Regions from separate parts of the Mus musculus genome. Here region 2 is linked to region 1. A link is a loop called in an ENCODE intact Hi-C map of the cell type or tissue named here. Cell type or tissue: gastrocnemius. All regions are shown on one strand.

What was found. Hi-C counts contacts between places; a loop is a spot of excess contacts. Peaks named below come from ENCODE experiments on the same cell type or tissue, not always from the same donor. Only the 100,000 strongest peaks of a DNase experiment are listed, where the experiment ranks them.
Region 2: it touches region 1 in a loop (13-fold over the local background); 38 of 42 quality-filtered maps call a loop at or near these places.

Annotation. Positions count from the first base shown.
Region 1 is chr14:30,668,230-30,676,229 of GRCm38, reverse strand. It overlaps Rft1 (RFT1 homolog), which reads right to left. Exons shown (of 13, transcript NM_177815.3): 7 at 1,982-2,060. Among named protein-coding and RNA genes, the nearest start is that of Rft1, 18 kb to the right of the region's middle. In gastrocnemius, a CTCF peak has its summit at 4,076 (motif pointing right); a DNase peak (open chromatin) is centred at 4,075; H3K27ac peaks cover 857 bases.
Region 2 is chr14:30,587,494-30,595,493 of GRCm38, reverse strand. Prkcd (protein kinase C, delta) reads left to right here. Exons shown (of 18, transcript NM_011103.3): 18 at 1-140. Among named protein-coding and RNA genes, the nearest start is that of Gm52147, 5.1 kb to the left of the region's middle. In gastrocnemius, a CTCF peak has its summit at 1,619; DNase peaks (open chromatin) are centred at 949, 1,852 and 3,877; H3K4me3 peaks cover 1,602 bases; H3K27ac peaks cover 2,751 bases.

The DNA.
Region 1 (8,000 bases):
GCCTCTGCTTCCCAAATGCTGTAATTAAAGGTGTACGCCAGCATGCCTGGCTTGAATTTTCATTTCCACATATGAAACGCCCTGGCCATGACAGAGACAGGGCACCAAACAGTGGCCACAACCCCAAAGATTAAGTTCTCTCCTCCTGGGAACTCAAAAAGAATTCATTATAAGGCCAGACTCCCTCTTCTCTCAAGACTCCTCTCTCTGACCTGTCTCCCTGTAAAGACAACTGTGACAGGGACTTCTTAGGTCCTATCTCTGTGCTATTCTGACCCTCTAACTTCAAACAGTTCTAGGTTTTGTAAATACAGCTAGCCTCCATATCTGAGGGTTTGTGATTCTAATGATTCAACTAACTATAAATCAAAAACATCCCAAAAAGTGCATTTGCACTGAACATGACTTTATGTGTATGGATGCTTTTATTATTATTATAGTAATAACAAATAATAAATTGTTTCCTAAACAAATAGTACAACAATAGCTCCGCATAGCACTTGCATTGCACTAGGTACAATTAAAGCATAAAGAAGAGTATGTCTAGGTTATACACAAAAAATACACCATTTTACACAGGGACTTGAGCACCTTAGATTTTAAAATATCTGGGATTGGTCTAAGAACCAAAACCTGATACCAAGGCACAATTGTATAATCCCCTGTCAATCCTGAGTTCACGTCTTCAAATAGTTCCTTAATACCTGCAAAGCATGGAGGCTCCTTAACTCTGCACTGGAGGCCTTTTATATACTAACTCCAGCTTTCTTTTTGGCCTCCTTTCTTCAGCCTCACCCTGTCTGTCACACTGTCATCCTGGTTCAGTCTGAACCCGACTGACTGGAGTATCTTAGCCTTCTACAATGGGTTTTTTCAGGCCCCTCCGGCAGGACAATGGGCTCTCCTCCTCATGAGCTCCCTTGGACAGGAGACCTCTCAGATGTTCACATCTCTTTTCCTCTTTGGCTTCTTAACAGAGCTCTAGTAAACAAGGGCCCGTACAGAGCCTGTGCTAAGTCTCCAAGCCCCGCCCACAGCCATGCACTAGCTAAGTACTTCACAGCAGTGGCTTGGCAAGAGAAGCTCCTTGAGGCCATGCTTGCTGCTTATCTGTGGTTGTTCTCAGCACCCACAGTGTACAGGAAACGTGGGGTGGAAGCATATATGCTCTCACTACCACAAACAGAACCGTTCAGAAAATGGCTGGAAAATGTATAAAAAGCTAGGATCTGATAATGAGATTTTGTTTTTCTCTAATTTTCTGCCATATAATACACGTTTATAATAAATATTTTAAATGATTTACTATGGGCTTTTCCAGTTAGGTTTTGCTGCAGCTTAAGTATAAAGCGTTTCCATGTATTTAAGCTTTGAGCCCAGCCCATGGTCCTCCTGAAACCCTCAGGAGATAGAGCCTAGAGGGAGAAAGCCAGGTGACAGGAGCATACTGTTGAAGGACATATTAAAACTCTGTTTCCCAACAGCCTCTCTGCATACACTAGCACCATGACATACAACAGCCTCTCTGCATACACTAGCACCATGACACACAACAGCCTCTCTGCATACACTAGCACCATGACACACTGCTTCACTTTGGCAACAAAGGCGAGTAACCGTGAGTTAAAGCTGTGGCCACCCTGAACCTCTCCTTCCTTTAAGCTGGTTACTTTGGGTAATCTGCCACAGTAACAGGAAGCTGACTAACAAAGACTTGGATTTCAATTCCACATCCCTACACAGAGGGAGAGACTATCTTCTGTAAGGCTGTGGAGTGATTTAAGGCAGACAACTTAAGTAAAACATAAAGTTAAATAAATATTGGTTCCCTATCTTATTTAAAAGCAGATAGAGCAAGCACATCTCTAAGGGTCCTCTGCTGCGGGCCCCAGACAAGTGTTCTGGTGTCAGCAGTCCCGTGGAATCCTTTTGTATCTTCTATGATCTCCCAACTGCTCAATGTGAACTCTGCTTTACTCACCTTCTGTCAAAATCTGCTTCAAGAACGACTGTTTGAAGAAGCTCCAAGCCAATCCTGCCTCCTTCCAGTTGACAAATGCCTGAAAGAAAAATGAGCATAAAACCACATCTCCAGCTTTTCAGATCTAAGCCTGGGCAGTCCATACGGCCCCAACTTGAATAGTTTCCCCTGACTCTTCAATCAGTGCTAAGAGCATAGAAGACATCCAAACATACCAGAAAATGTATATGACGGATAAGATTTGAATCGTGAATGTTTCCTACGGCCATGTGTTGACCTGATTGGAAGGTGGCAGAGCCTTTTAAGGGTGCCCAGTGAGAAGGGCTTAGGCCACCAAGGGTGTGCTTTGAAGGGCAGTGTGGGACCCCAGCCCCTTCTCTTCTTTCCCTTCCTTGTCAGGAGGAAAACTGTTTTGTTCAGCCATGCACTTCTGCCACAGTGTGCTACCCTGACACGGGCCCAGAGCCTCAGGACCAACTGACCATGGACGGAAACTTCCAGATCCCAGCTCGTTGGGCCTTCCCATCCCAACTCACCTAACCTAGACACGCCCAGAGGCTCCTTTCCCATATGATTCTAGTTCCTGTTGGGTTGATAATCAATATTAGTCGTTATACTATGTAACCAGGCTGGTTTTATTTATGACCCTCCTACCTCGGCCTACTGAGATTACAAATATACAACACCACACCTAGCTAATTAAAACTTGTAGTGAGAATTTTGGTTTCTTTAAAAACATAGAAATGTTATAGGAATATGTTTTTATTTTAATTCCAGGCATGGGATATGGGGCTGCTTTAGACTGTCCATAGCGGCAGACTATGATTTGCCTCGTGCTCTGGCAGGGCTGTGATCCTGCCAACTGCAGATAGTTTCTGCAAGTATATGACAGGATGCTGAAGGCTCTTGAGAGAATATAAAAACGCTAGATCCCTGAGACAGGTAAGGCAGCCACTACTCCTCTGCTGCTGGCTGGAGATATTCTGACAAACATCCAAATTGCCCAAGGACCTTGACACCCTAAACAACAGGAGGTCGTCTAACAATACCGATGCTCCCTCTCCTCTCTAGCCTTCCTCTACAACTTAGTGTTGGGGGTTGGAAGGGATAAGGGGAGAGAAGGGTGATAGAAATAAGAGCCTATAAAGTAGCTAAAAGTCTGGCTAAAACAAAACAAAATGGTGTGTGTGTGTGTGTGTGTGTGTGTGTGTATGTGTGTGCACACAATACAGGCAGGTAGGTATGCATGCCACAGTACCTGTGTGGCGGTCAGGGGACACCTTTGTAGAACCAGTTTTTTCCTCCTCTGTTTACATGGATTTCAGGGTTTGAATTCAGGTTACCAAGTTTGTTTGGCAAGAGCAACTTTACCAGCTGAGCCACTTGATTTGCTAAGGATGACTTTGAACACCCTATCCTCTTGCCTCAAGCTCCCAGTGCTAGGATCACAGTCCACACTACCATACCTGGTTCATAGGATGCTGGAAATTGAAACCAGGCAAAAACCTTAACAGATGAGCTAGCCTGTTCCTATTTTTAAGGTAGGGTCTTATGTGGCCCATGTGGCCTTGAACTCAGTCTGCAGCTAAGCTGAGGATAACGCTGAACTCCTGATCCGCCTGCACACCTACCTAGTGCTAGAATTATAGGCACACCATCACATCCTGCTTCCCAGTGTTAGTATACTAACTCAAAATACCACTTTTGCCGTGTGCTGAATATGAAGAATTAGGCAGCATTTCACGTTACTTTTTCTACTCTAACCTTTAAACTGCAGTGTGTATTCTAACCTTACTATCGCCTCAATTCTAATTATTCCAAAATGCTCACAGTCACATGCAGCTCAGGTTAGACGACCTGAGCACCTCTGAGAACGCAGGGCTCCTCTCAGCCCTGACTCCTCTTCTCTTTTCTTATAGACTAGAAGAATGCAGGCCTGAGTCCTCCCAGACTGCACTGTCTGCGGGAAGTCAGTGAGCTCTGAGCAGGTGCCAAGGCATCTCTAGCCCTGAAGTAAGCCTTCTCCAGGCAGAAGACATTGAGCTTAACACTGCCCAACCATTGCTTTTCCCCAGAACAAGAGCTGCCAGACATCACCACAAGAGGGCACTGTGGACCAGGAATACTCAGACAGATCTGTCCCTGGGCCGCTCTGGAGAAGTGAAGGCATAGATAGATCTCTTTCACATCCCCCTGTACTGGCACAGTCCCCTGAGGGATCTGTGCTGTTTTCAAAGGAAATGAAAAGTTGAAATTTGCCGCCCACTGGCTCTGGGGTCGTGTGTGTGTGTGTGTGTGTGTGTGTGTGTGTGTGTGTGTGTGTGTGTGTGTGTGTGTCTCGCCAAGACAGTCTCACTTAGGTAGCCCTGGCAGGCCGCAAAAATCTGCAAGTATTCTTCCTCCTCGCACTCATTGCTGGGATTAGAGGTCTGAGCCAGTTGCCCAGACTCCATTATGCTCCTATTGAAGCCTGCCTGCCTGCCTGCCTGCCAGTAAGTAGTAAATGTGTTTGGGGAAATAATTCAGCTTTCTAAAGAGAAAGTCCTTGGGAGAGCGACTCTAATCTGGAAGCTTATAAAAGGACTTCCTCTCCTAATGCTTCAGTGTCGATGGCCACACTGCTTACAACAGCCGAAGTGCTCATTAAGGACACATTCACAGGAAGTCCACTTTGGGGCTCTGGTTCTCAGGCCACTGACGGGTAGAAAAGAAGCAACTTCTGGGGACTTGTACCCTTCTATTCAGAAGGGGTCTTGCTGGGATGGTGAAGGAGACTGGTTTACAAAGCTGGGTTGGTGCGATTGCACCCTGTTCCTAAGCAGACCTTCTAGAGCCTTACTGTGCTTAACGGGAACACTGAGGCTTGGGAGGTGAAAGGTGATGGATCGGCAGTAACTGTAGGGAAGGCTGAGAAGGAACCAGGCTCATCCTGCTGAGTCACCATTCCCTTCCCAAACTCTGTGACTCAGGATGATCAGCCGTGTGCCTCCCACACTGACAAGTCATTGAGAAGTGGAGGCCACAGCCCATCGCCTCCACCACCCATACAGCACTCTCCTTCCCCCTTTCTCTTCCTACCCCAGTCCTTACAGGCCACCGATGGCCCCAGACTTGCCCACCTCAGGACCATCCTCATCACTTCGTGTCTCCCACAGAGATGTCTCACTTACAACTTGCCTAGTGCGTCCTTTTACTGTAGGTTTAGACTTTGGCATCAAGCTTAGAGTCTAGGGCTTAAACTGCTTCTTGACTTAGCCCAACGGCCATAGGCAAGATAGTTAACTTTGCTAAGTCTTGGTTTATCATCTGCAAAATGAGATTACATTATACCTCATATTTAAGATCCCCTAGACATGGTGACACATGCCTGTAGTAAGAGCGCTCAAACTCTGAAGCAGGAGGGACTAAGAGCCTAGCCAGCTCCATGGTGAGACCCTGTCTTAAAAGAGACAAATCCTATTTGATGGAGCTGGTAGGGGACTGAATGACAGAAAAACAAGATACCACGAGGCTCCTCTACATGGCACCATTCAAAACCTTCAGATGTGTGTGACAGCCCAGGCTTGTAACCCAGCACTCAGGAAGTAGGGACAAGAGATTCATAAGTTCAAGGGCATCCTCAGCTACATAGTTAAAGGCTAGCTTGGCTTACCTTAGGCCCTGTTAGATTCTGGGAGAAGGAGAACCATTGTCTGCAATCATATGCCCACCTGGTTCCAATGATAACTCCAAACCCACAGCCACACAGAAGCCCCTGCCCTCACCCCTGCTAAACTCAGTGAGTCACAAAATAAAATGAAGCTGCGGAGTCCACCAGAGCCAGCGTGTCTTCAGTGTGAGTCCATGCCGAATTGCTGTGGTGGAGACCTGAGACACTCGCCAACCACACTGCATCATTTGGTGTCCTTGGAGCAGACACCCAGGGTGGACGGGGCACTCAGGGTTGGGACTGAGAATGTGGCCATTTGAGTCATGAAATGAGAAAGAGGTCTGTAGGAAATGGCAGGGTGGACGAGGGTAGTAGGAACCTGGGACAGGGAAAGCCTTTCAGTAAAGTACTATACATGTACAAAATTGTTGAAGAACAAATTTAATTTTTAAAAATTAAAAATGGCAAATCTTTTTGCATTCTAAAAGCAAACCAAACCACCTGTAAGTTCTACTGCTCCAACAAGTTCACACTCCACTCTACTGAAGTCATTGCCACTTGCTGAGAGCCACATGCCATGTCCACCTCCCTTCATAAGCTCCACCCACCCTTCTTTTCCTCTCCTTGACTGGTCTACTCAATCCCCCCACTATCCCCATATTTCAATCCCAACCCAGCAAGGGGCACAGAGCAGGCCTGAGCACATCTGTTTCCTTCCTGTGGCTCCATGCATCACCACACATCACTGTTCACTTCTGCCCACCCATGTTCAGCTCCAGCTCAAAGGCAGCTTCCTCTAGGAAGCCTTCCTAAAAGATCCCAGACAGACTTCTCCATCCACCCTGACCGTCTGCTCTGATGGCACTAAACGCAGTCTTGCAGTGTGGTTGGCGAGTGTCTCGGGTCTCCACCACAGCAATTCAGCATGGACTCATGTGGAACACACGCTTGCTGTGGTGAACGCTGCAGCTCTACTTAAATATTTCAAGTTACTCAGACATGCCAAAGAATATAAACAGTGGTCATCATTTGAGGTACCATTAGCTTATTATAAATCCAAATGAATACCTATAAAAAACCCGTAATTCTAAAAGACTAGGAAAGGAAACCGAAACATTTGGTCCAGCTGATCTTTCTTGCAGATGATTGTAAGCAGTTTTACCGAGGAGCTGCTCCAAGGAGCCACGCAGGTATGCCGCTTGTGGGAGAGCTGAATGCAGGCTATTCTCTTCTTGTTCTTTGTTTTGTTGTTGTTTTGGGGGTGGAGACTCACTATGCAGACCAGGCTGGTCCTCCTTGAACTTAGAGAGATCTACCTGCCTCCCAAATGTTGGGATTAAATGCACACACCACTACACCTGGCCTAAGACCCCTTCCTCTCTTTACCCCTTTAGAAATAACAAGCCTGAGTAAGTTTTCTACCTGGAACTTCCCAATCTTTAAGTAAATAAAAAACTAGCATGGTCAATAAGCCCAACTCTTTTGGAAGACTGGTTAACCACACAGACCTAACATGGTCCATAGAAAGCAATTACAAGGAAGAGGATCCAAAACAAGCTGTCTGGTTTGGGGTTTAGTCACTTAACTCCTCTGAGCACCAGCTCTCGCATCTGTAAAATGGAGACGAGAGCAGGGTCTTACAGACATTACTATATCCTCAGACTTTTTCCTGATTTTAACCTTGGGGCAGAGTCTTTCTAAGCTGTCAGGCAGTCCTGAGCTCCCCAGACAGCCCAGGAACTCCATGGACTCTTAGCCACCAGCCTCTGCTTCTAGAGTAGCTGGGCTTAGAGGCCTGTGCTATCACGATCATCTTACATGGTTCTTTTCAAAATACAAACAGCTTCACGGAGCTCCTGACGTCTTCAGAGGAGTTACATGAGCCATAGAAGCCAATGGTTTCACTTTAAAAATAGAGTCTGTAGTTGCAGTCTACAGTCCCAACCAACTCAGACGATGAGAAAAGACTGTCTGAGCTCAAGAGGTAGCACTTGGCCAGGCAAAAGAACAAACAAGCAAAAACACAAAACCAAACAAACAAAAAGCCAGAGTCTGCAGGCTTCAGCTCTACTCCTGTTGCCTCCCAAATCAAGAGGAAACTCTCTGAGGCCTAGAAACGTCCCTTCCTGGCTATCTGCAACCTGAATCACACCAATCATGGAGTCAGCCGTTTCAGGATTGGGGCAGCTGTCCCAAGGATACAGGTGCAGGTACTCTCAGTTAAACTGTAACGTGCTCACACCACTGCCAATGGTGTTAGCCTTGCTTCAGATGGTGATACCGACTTGTGCCAGGCCACGGTTAAGCCTATACAGGCTCCATCTCATTAGGCCCTCAAAACCTTATAAGGAACAGGTCCTTATCACCCTT
Region 2 (8,000 bases), 81 kb after region 1:
TATATATATACACACATATACATATATATGTGTATGTATGTACGTATGTATATATATATGACCAAAAGAAAAGAAGAGCACAAGCTGTCTGAACCACAGGTTCTTTTATGTGTGTCTAAATAAACACTGAATGGTACCAACCTGGCTGTGGGGACATTTATGTCCCAGGAAGTTGGTAGCAGGTGCTCCTGCCACCGTTGGCTGCAGTGGCAGACCCCTGGGTCTTCATGCAAATGTGTTTGTGTTTAGGGGTTTCCTTTTGCCCCAGGGCCCTGGCACTGCAGGAACCACAGATGTCTCTGTGGGGTTATGGTAGGAGGTGAGATGGGCTGTAATCTGTGACTGGGTAGAGAGGGCCAGCCCAGAAGTTCGGAGAGGCAGAAGGCCAGACCGGAAAGGAGGATCAGAGGCACAAAGCTGGAAGTGTGTCTCAATACTCAAGTTTGCTTAAGTGCTTCATGTTTTGAGACAGGGTCTCTCTGTGTAGTCTTGGCTGATCTCCAGCTTGCTCTGTAGTTCAGGCTGGCCCCACAGAGGTCCTTCTGCCTCTGCCTCCTGAGTGTCACCACACTTGCCCAAAACTACACATCTTTTTTACTGTTTATCTTCATTCTTGGGACAGGGGTCGGCATCTACGTTCTAAAATGATCCCACAGGAGTCCCTGCCTGGCTGGAGAAGAGAGGGGCAGGGTGGGAGAGAAAATGCTTAGTGCCTGGATGGGATGTTTCAGTATGCTGACCAAACCGACTGCACAGTCAAGGAGTCTGGCTCTAAGACACAGCAGTACCTGGCAGCTGCCTGCGAGCCAGCGTGGCCATGTTGTGCAGGAGCTCCCTGACTGGGCTCTCTTCACCGCTTCCATGCCTCCCATTCTGTAAGCTTCTAGTTTGTCCCTTCCCCCACTGGACTGCTCCTGCCTGCAGCCTGGGGCACCGTTCTCAAACAGGGCCCTCCCTTGGGCCCCTCTGGTCCAGCCCCTGGGACCCAGCTGGCTCTTTGTCCTGGAGGTGGATGAGGCAGTCCTAGCTCCTGATTGGCTGGTCCAGTAGCCGTGCTACTGACTGCCAGCAGTTCATTCTTTTGGGCTGAGGTACAAATTTCCACAGCTTGAGAAGGCAAGATGGACTGAAACTGCCCAAGGAAGAGGGTTGTGGGGATGGGAGTATAGTTCTGTCCTCTCAGGAAGACACGCTGCCTCTCATTGTACCTGTGATGGGCCAGCCTGGACACTGGAAGCAGTGACATTGGTCCTCACAATATGACATGGTGACACTGGAATAAGGAAGGGAGGTGCCTAGGGTCCCCCGTGTCCTGCTTCTGCTATAGCATGCAAAGATCTCCAGCACTTCCATGAACCAGGGCAATAGTGAGAGCACAGAAGTTGTGCTGGTGCTCACATTTGGGGGCTCCCACCATCTTGCCACTCTAAGCAGGGCCTGCCCGGCACACAGCTTTACATTCGATGATGGGTCTCCTCCCCCTGCGGAAGGGAGGGAGAGTTAGGTTGTTTCTCAGCTTCAGGCAGTGAGGAGTGCTGAGAACACAGAATCTAGAAAAGTAGCCAAAGGTTTGAGTTTCACTATGCTGCCACACACTGGCTGAGTTCCTTGTCAGCCTGTCTCTTCGCTGGTAGAGGGAAGCACTAATCGGTGCTGCCTTGTGAATGGCTGGTTTGGGAAGGCTTCACACACGGCTTCACAGTGGCTGGTGCCTGTGGGGCCTGCCTCAGGAAGCCCTCACTTGCTGTGGGAAGCAGCTCTCAGGGACACTGCCTCTGCCTGGATGCCTGGAAGGCCACATGTCTTGTCTGTAGACCTGTTCCCAGCTCTTGAGTAGGTGCCAGGCCTGGCTCATTGGCCAGGAAATGCCTCTCATGCTAGGCTCAAAGCCACTTTCCCTAGCATCTAAGGGTCTGGAAGCAGGCAGAAAGCCCTTGCCAAGTGGATATACAAGCAGCAGGAAGCCCAGCCGTCGTAAAGGACAGAGCAAGCAGCCCGCTCAGTACAGGACGGGGCACTGCAGATGCTCAGGAGCCTGGGAGCAGAAGCCCAGCCTCTGCAGTCAGAATGCCCTGGTTTAAATGCTGTGTGTCCTAGTGACCTCAGCAAGTGACTCAGTCTCCCAGGACCTCAGTTTCACTTCCTCATTGAAGGATGGGGCTGACCATGGTATTGCCGTTGGCTATGATGACACAATTCTGTTTATATGTATTGCATACACAGCAGCCACTGTGACCCTGCCCCTCAGGGGAGAAGACACCTTCTACCCCACACTGGATGACTGCAGGTAGACAACTAATAGGTATCTACCTAGTCATTCAATGCTCCCCCTTCAGACAGGTACTCAAGACCCTCATGCCCAGACTTGCCGGAATGCCTGCTTCTGCCCATGGTAACTGAAGGAGACAGGAAGTGAGCAAAAGCCTGGGCATTTGAGGAGCTGCTCAAGGATTCTCCCAACAGGTGCAGGGCCGAGAGTTCTGCAAAGAGAGCAGAAGGGAACCAGTGGCTCGGTGGGATTCCACTTTCTTCCTTCCACGTGCCTGCTTTACACTGTGTTTTTATTCTTAAATGTGTGTGTGTGTGTGTGTGTGCGCGCGCACGTGCACATGCACATGTAAGAACAGGTGGCCCTCAGACCAGAAGAATCAGATCCCTGGAATCACAGGGAATTGTTAGCTGTAAATGTATTTCTGGGAGTTTTCTTCTATGTGACTCCTTGTTCCCATGTAAATGTCACAGAGACCTTATATTTATTAATAATCTGCAAGCACTAAGCTGGGCAGGTTCTGAGCTATCCTAGCCCAGCTGTGCTGGCCCAGATTACTTCCCAAACAGGCCAATTACTTGCCATCTGAGTCTTGCCCTCCTGGCTCGCTCTGGTCCATGTGTGTCCTCATGGCTGCTCTCTCATGGGGACCTCATAGTGAATCCTCCTGGTCCTCCTCTTTCTCCCTCTCTGTCTCTCTCCATCTCTCTGTCTGTCTCTCTCTCTCTTCCTGCTTGGGACTTGCTCACTGGGATTGGAAATCCTGTCCTATTCTCTTCTCCTGTCCAGCTACTGTCCAGCTGATGGACACTTTGTTAGAAAACAGTCTTTACACATCATTGAGACAGGAGATGCTCCAATAATCGTGACAGTGCCAACGTCTGAACTACAACCAGGTCCCTGGGCACAGAAGTCAGCATCTGAAATACAGTACACAAAACCATCCCCTAATAAGAGCCACTTTGGATGATGGTAGCCAAATTCAGGTCCTCAGAAAGAGCAGTCCATACTCTTAACCATTGAGCAACTTCTCAAAGCCCAAATGTGCTCGCTTCTGAGGGCACTGGCAGCTGGGGGTACAGGGCAGAGCTACAGAAAAGAAATGCCTGAGCGAGTGGATGGATATGTAGACAGATGGATGGATAGAAGGACCAGCTAGACTTTAGATGTGTGTTAGGCTGCCTGGAATTCAGCAGTGCATACTGATAAAAGGTACATATCTTTCATACCAAGTTCTTAGCAGGGGTCGCGGTTCTGGCTGAGTCCTGGAACCCAGTTCCCGGGTTAGCCACGTCTAATAACACTGTCATCTTGGAGGAGGCCCAGGCATCATATTTTGAAAGCTCTCCTGATATGTATGTGCATCAGGACCGAGAGCAAGCTAGGCGAGGTAGGAATCTGCATATTGCCCAGTGAAGCTAGGAAAAGCTGCCCAGAAAGCCACACCTTGGAAATCAAGTCAGCGCTGCCAGACCAGCCCATTGTGTGGAGGAGTATTGGCTTCTGAGCCCGTGGAGCACTGCTACGTGTCTAAGACAACAGACAGAAAAACCGAGGGGTCTGTGAGATGGCCACTTGGCAGGGCAACATCGCCCACTGCCTGGCTGGGCTACATCGCCCCCTGGTGGATGCCATCTTGCAGGCACTGCAGAGACTGCCTACCATCAGTCTTCATGCCAGGGACAGTGCTGAACACTTTAAACAGTCTCTGACTGCTGGGGACCCAGAGAAACATAAGCAATAATATCTCTCCTTACATAAACAATTATCTGTTTTGTCTCAGAGGATAGTGTTCATCCTAACATGGTGCCCATAGTTCCCAACAGGTCCCCATTAATGTATGTAGGACTGATGCGAGTCGGAGGTCCACATTTTCTAATAGAGAGGTTCTAATAGAGGAAATGAGGCTGCATTCAGATTTGCCAGTGTGGGGAGGGATCCAGGACTTCCCATGGCTGCCCTTGGCCTGACTTTACCAGGACTTAACTTTCAGCTCTCTCTGGCACCTGCTTCCACTTTGGAACCATCAAAGCTGGACAGGGCTTCTGTACCCCTCCTGACCCCCGACTGTGTCTGCGTAGCAAATGACCTTGGATGACGACTGCTTGTGGGAGACCAGAGGCTGGGCCACCTTGTTTGCTCTTCTGAATCCTAACCGCCTGGCCAGAGCCCTTTTATCCCCTTAGGAGGGAAGACAGCGCACGCAAGATCTGAAAACACAGAAGGGGACCAAGGACAGAGAAATGTTCCTAAAGTGGGAAGCCTGGCCCAAGTTACCATGACTCAGATGGCGTTAGGCTCCTGATGTCCTGAGGTCACAGGCATTCTCTGAGTCTCATCAGCTGATCTACTTTTGCCCTCCACAGCTATATCCTCTGTGATTTCAGTCTTTGAACCTTAATATCTGTTCCTAAATCGGGCTCTTTAAGTGGGCCTTAGAAGACGCACAGTTTTCTCCCTCTGCCTGCGTTAAATACATACTCAGGAAGCCCTGACATTTGCTTCTCAGCCCACGTTAAGTGCTACACAAAGGCCAAGGCCTGTGGGGAAGTACTTTCTTCCGAAAGGCCTGTTGGGAGTCGATCTTACCGATTTCACTTGGGATGGAGGACACATGGGCTGTGGGTGGCGTTGGTGTGAGTGCTATGTGCCTAATTTCTTATGGTCCTTGGCAGGAGTGGGTGCCTGCTGTGGGCCAGGAGTTTAAGGGGTATCACTTGGGCCATCATGTGACAGATACGAATAAGCGTGCCTGGCATGCACTGTGTGTGGCCCACAAGTTCAGGACAATGACACTATGTCAAGTACCATTCTTACTGCTTCCCTGCATTGTGGCCTGTAATTAATCTTCACAACAGCCCCTAAGGAAATGGCTGCTGCTGGCTGTCAAGCTCCGCACTTCTCCAGTGGGTCAGCAGAGGGTCTGAAGAGTGGAGGATTTTCCCCATGGCTCTGGGAGGCTCCTTGGAGTCTGTGAGTCTTTGTCGTGCTTTCTTTGGCAATGAGCACAATGGCTCACAGGCTTGCTCAATACGAGCCAGGAGGAGAATGAGAAGATGACCCTCCCTGGTCTGCAGAGGCTCTGAGAAGAGAGACAAGGAGCAGAAGCTGCGGAGGACAGCTAGGAGGGGCACAGTTTGGCTTGGCCCTGGAAAGCCCTTGGAGATCATAGACCCCCGGCGGGTGTCTTTGTGGAGTCACCATTTCGTAACTGGAACCAGAGGGGAAAGGGATGGGAGTGGGCCAGGTTTGCATGAGGAAGCAGTCCCAGAGATATGGGGGAATCTTCAGAAAGGACAGTCAACGTTGTACCCAACATTGCACTTCCTCCTGTAGGCCTGGCTCCTTCCTTTCTGCCTTCTGCAGGTCCCAGACAACACAGTCAGCTTAGATCATAGCCAGAGGTCAGGAAATGTGCCCAGATGGGTTTGGGTGAGTGAGAGCCCAGGATGTGGCAATAGAGAGCTCCCTTCACCTGGGCATGGCCCTGGTCTCTCTCACCCTGCTCTCTGCCCTTATTGTGCCAGAAGGAGGCAGGTGGCAGCAGAGATTACCTCTGGTCCTGCCTGGGACATGAACTGTGATGGGCGAGTCAGGTCCAGGCCCCTCAGTAGGCAATGCCCTCCAGCTGGTGTGGTAGAGGTTCACTGCCCCCACCAAGGGTTGGGAACAGGCTCAGGGGCTGCAGCATATTAGATATCTGCTGTCAACAACACAGCAAGGCTTCTAGAAGCCACTTTCTGGACTTGAAAATCATGGGTTCAAAAAATAAGCCAATCAAACACACTCTGTCTCAATAGAGAGTCAAAAATAACATAGTTCATAAAATTGGTTCTGTTAGCTTAATCGTTCTTGAGTGTCCTGTTTGGAAACAAGGGTTTTATGTTTTAAAAAATGTAAAAGCCATTTTAAAGCACTGGCTCAGGTGTACCAATAGCTCAGCAGTAAAGGCTCTGTGATAATGGAGCCATACTCAACCTTCACCTGGCATGTCCAGGAATTAGCATTGCTGATGGTCAAACTGTAGAACACAGACTTGGGGCAGAGTCTGGGTCTACCCCTGCGCGCTCCATTCTGAGTATAAGGTCCTCGCTTCTAGGGCCTAGCAGGTTCCTTGGTGCTATTGTTTGGATCTTAACTAATTTCCAAAAAAAACAAAAAAAAATGTTTATTTTTTAATTGTGTGCACACATACAGGTAAACATGTCATTCGGACATCAGAGTACAACTTAAGGGGGGTTCTCTCTCTTTCCACCATGTGGGTTCTAGGGATAGAACTTGGACCATCAGTCCTTGTAGCAAGTACCTTTATCTACTGATCTTTTTTGTTTGTTTGTTTTGTTTTTCGAGACAGGGTTTCTCTGTGTAGCCCTGGCTGTCCTGGAACTCACTTTGTAGACCAGGCTGGCCTTGAACTCAGAAATCTGCCTGCCTTTGCCTCCCAAGTGCTGGGATTAAAGGCATGAGCCACCACACCTGGCTATCTACTGATCTTGCAGGCCCTATTTCTTTCTTCTTAAAATATATCCCCTCGTGTGTGCGTGCGTGTGTGTATGCACACGTGTGTGCAGGTGCCTATGGAGGCCAGAAGTATAGTATTGGATCCTCTCAAGCTGCAGTTACTGGCATCGGTGAGCTGTCTGATGTGGGTGTGGGGAAATGAACTCAGGTCCTCTACAAGAGTACCAAGCACTCTTAACCTCTGAGGTATCTCTCCAGCTTCCTCCTCCTCCTCCTCTTCTTTCATCTCCTCGTCCTCTGAGACAGTCTTGCCTAGACTGGCCTCCAATTTATAATCCTCTTGACCCGTCCCCCCCAAATGTTGGGATAACACATATATGTACCACCATGCCTAGTTCTCCAGTACTCAAGGCTTGGTTCCAGACTGTGGAGTTATAGGAATCTTTAAGAGGTAGTCTTAGCCGGGTGTGGTGGCGCACGCCTTTAATCCCAGCACTTGGGAGGCAGAGGCAGGCAGATTTCTGAGTTTGAGGCCAGCCTGGTCTACAGAGTGAGTTCCAGGACAACCAGGGCTATACAGAGAAACCCTGTCTTGAAAAACCAAAAAAAAAAAAGAGGTAGTCTTTGGGGCTGGAGAGATGGCTCAGTGGTTAAGAGCGCTGACTGCTCTTCTGAAGGTCCTGCGTTCAAATCCCAGCAACCACATGGTGGCTCACAACCATCCGTAATGAGATCTGATGCCCTCTCTGGTCTGTCTGAAGACAGCAACAGTGTACTTATCTATAATAATAAAAAATAAATCTTTTAAAAAAAGAGGTAGTCTTTTTTTGGGGGCGGGGGTGTTTTTGAGACAGGGTTTCTCTGTATAGCCCTGGCTGTCCTGGAACTCACTTTGTAGACCAGGCTGGCCTCGAACTCAGAAATCTGCCTGCCTCTGCCTCTGCACCACCATGCCCAGCTGAGATAGTCTTTGTAAAGTGAGGTCACTGAACATGAACACCACCCCTCCTCTGTTTTCAGCCATCATGAAGTGAACAGATCTTCTATACCAAATGCTCCTATCATGTGGCACAAAGACACTAAGACCCAGAGCAAAAGGGCCAAGTGTCTATGGACTGGGCCTCTTGGGTGCTCAGTATCCTTGTCTTTAGCATGTACACAGTAGCGCCCACTGCATGTGGGTACTGCTAGACATTACAGAAAAATCCCCCTGCTGCTTCAGACCCAGTCCAGGTTCTGCAAATGTTAGATGGTTCTTATGCTCAGCTCT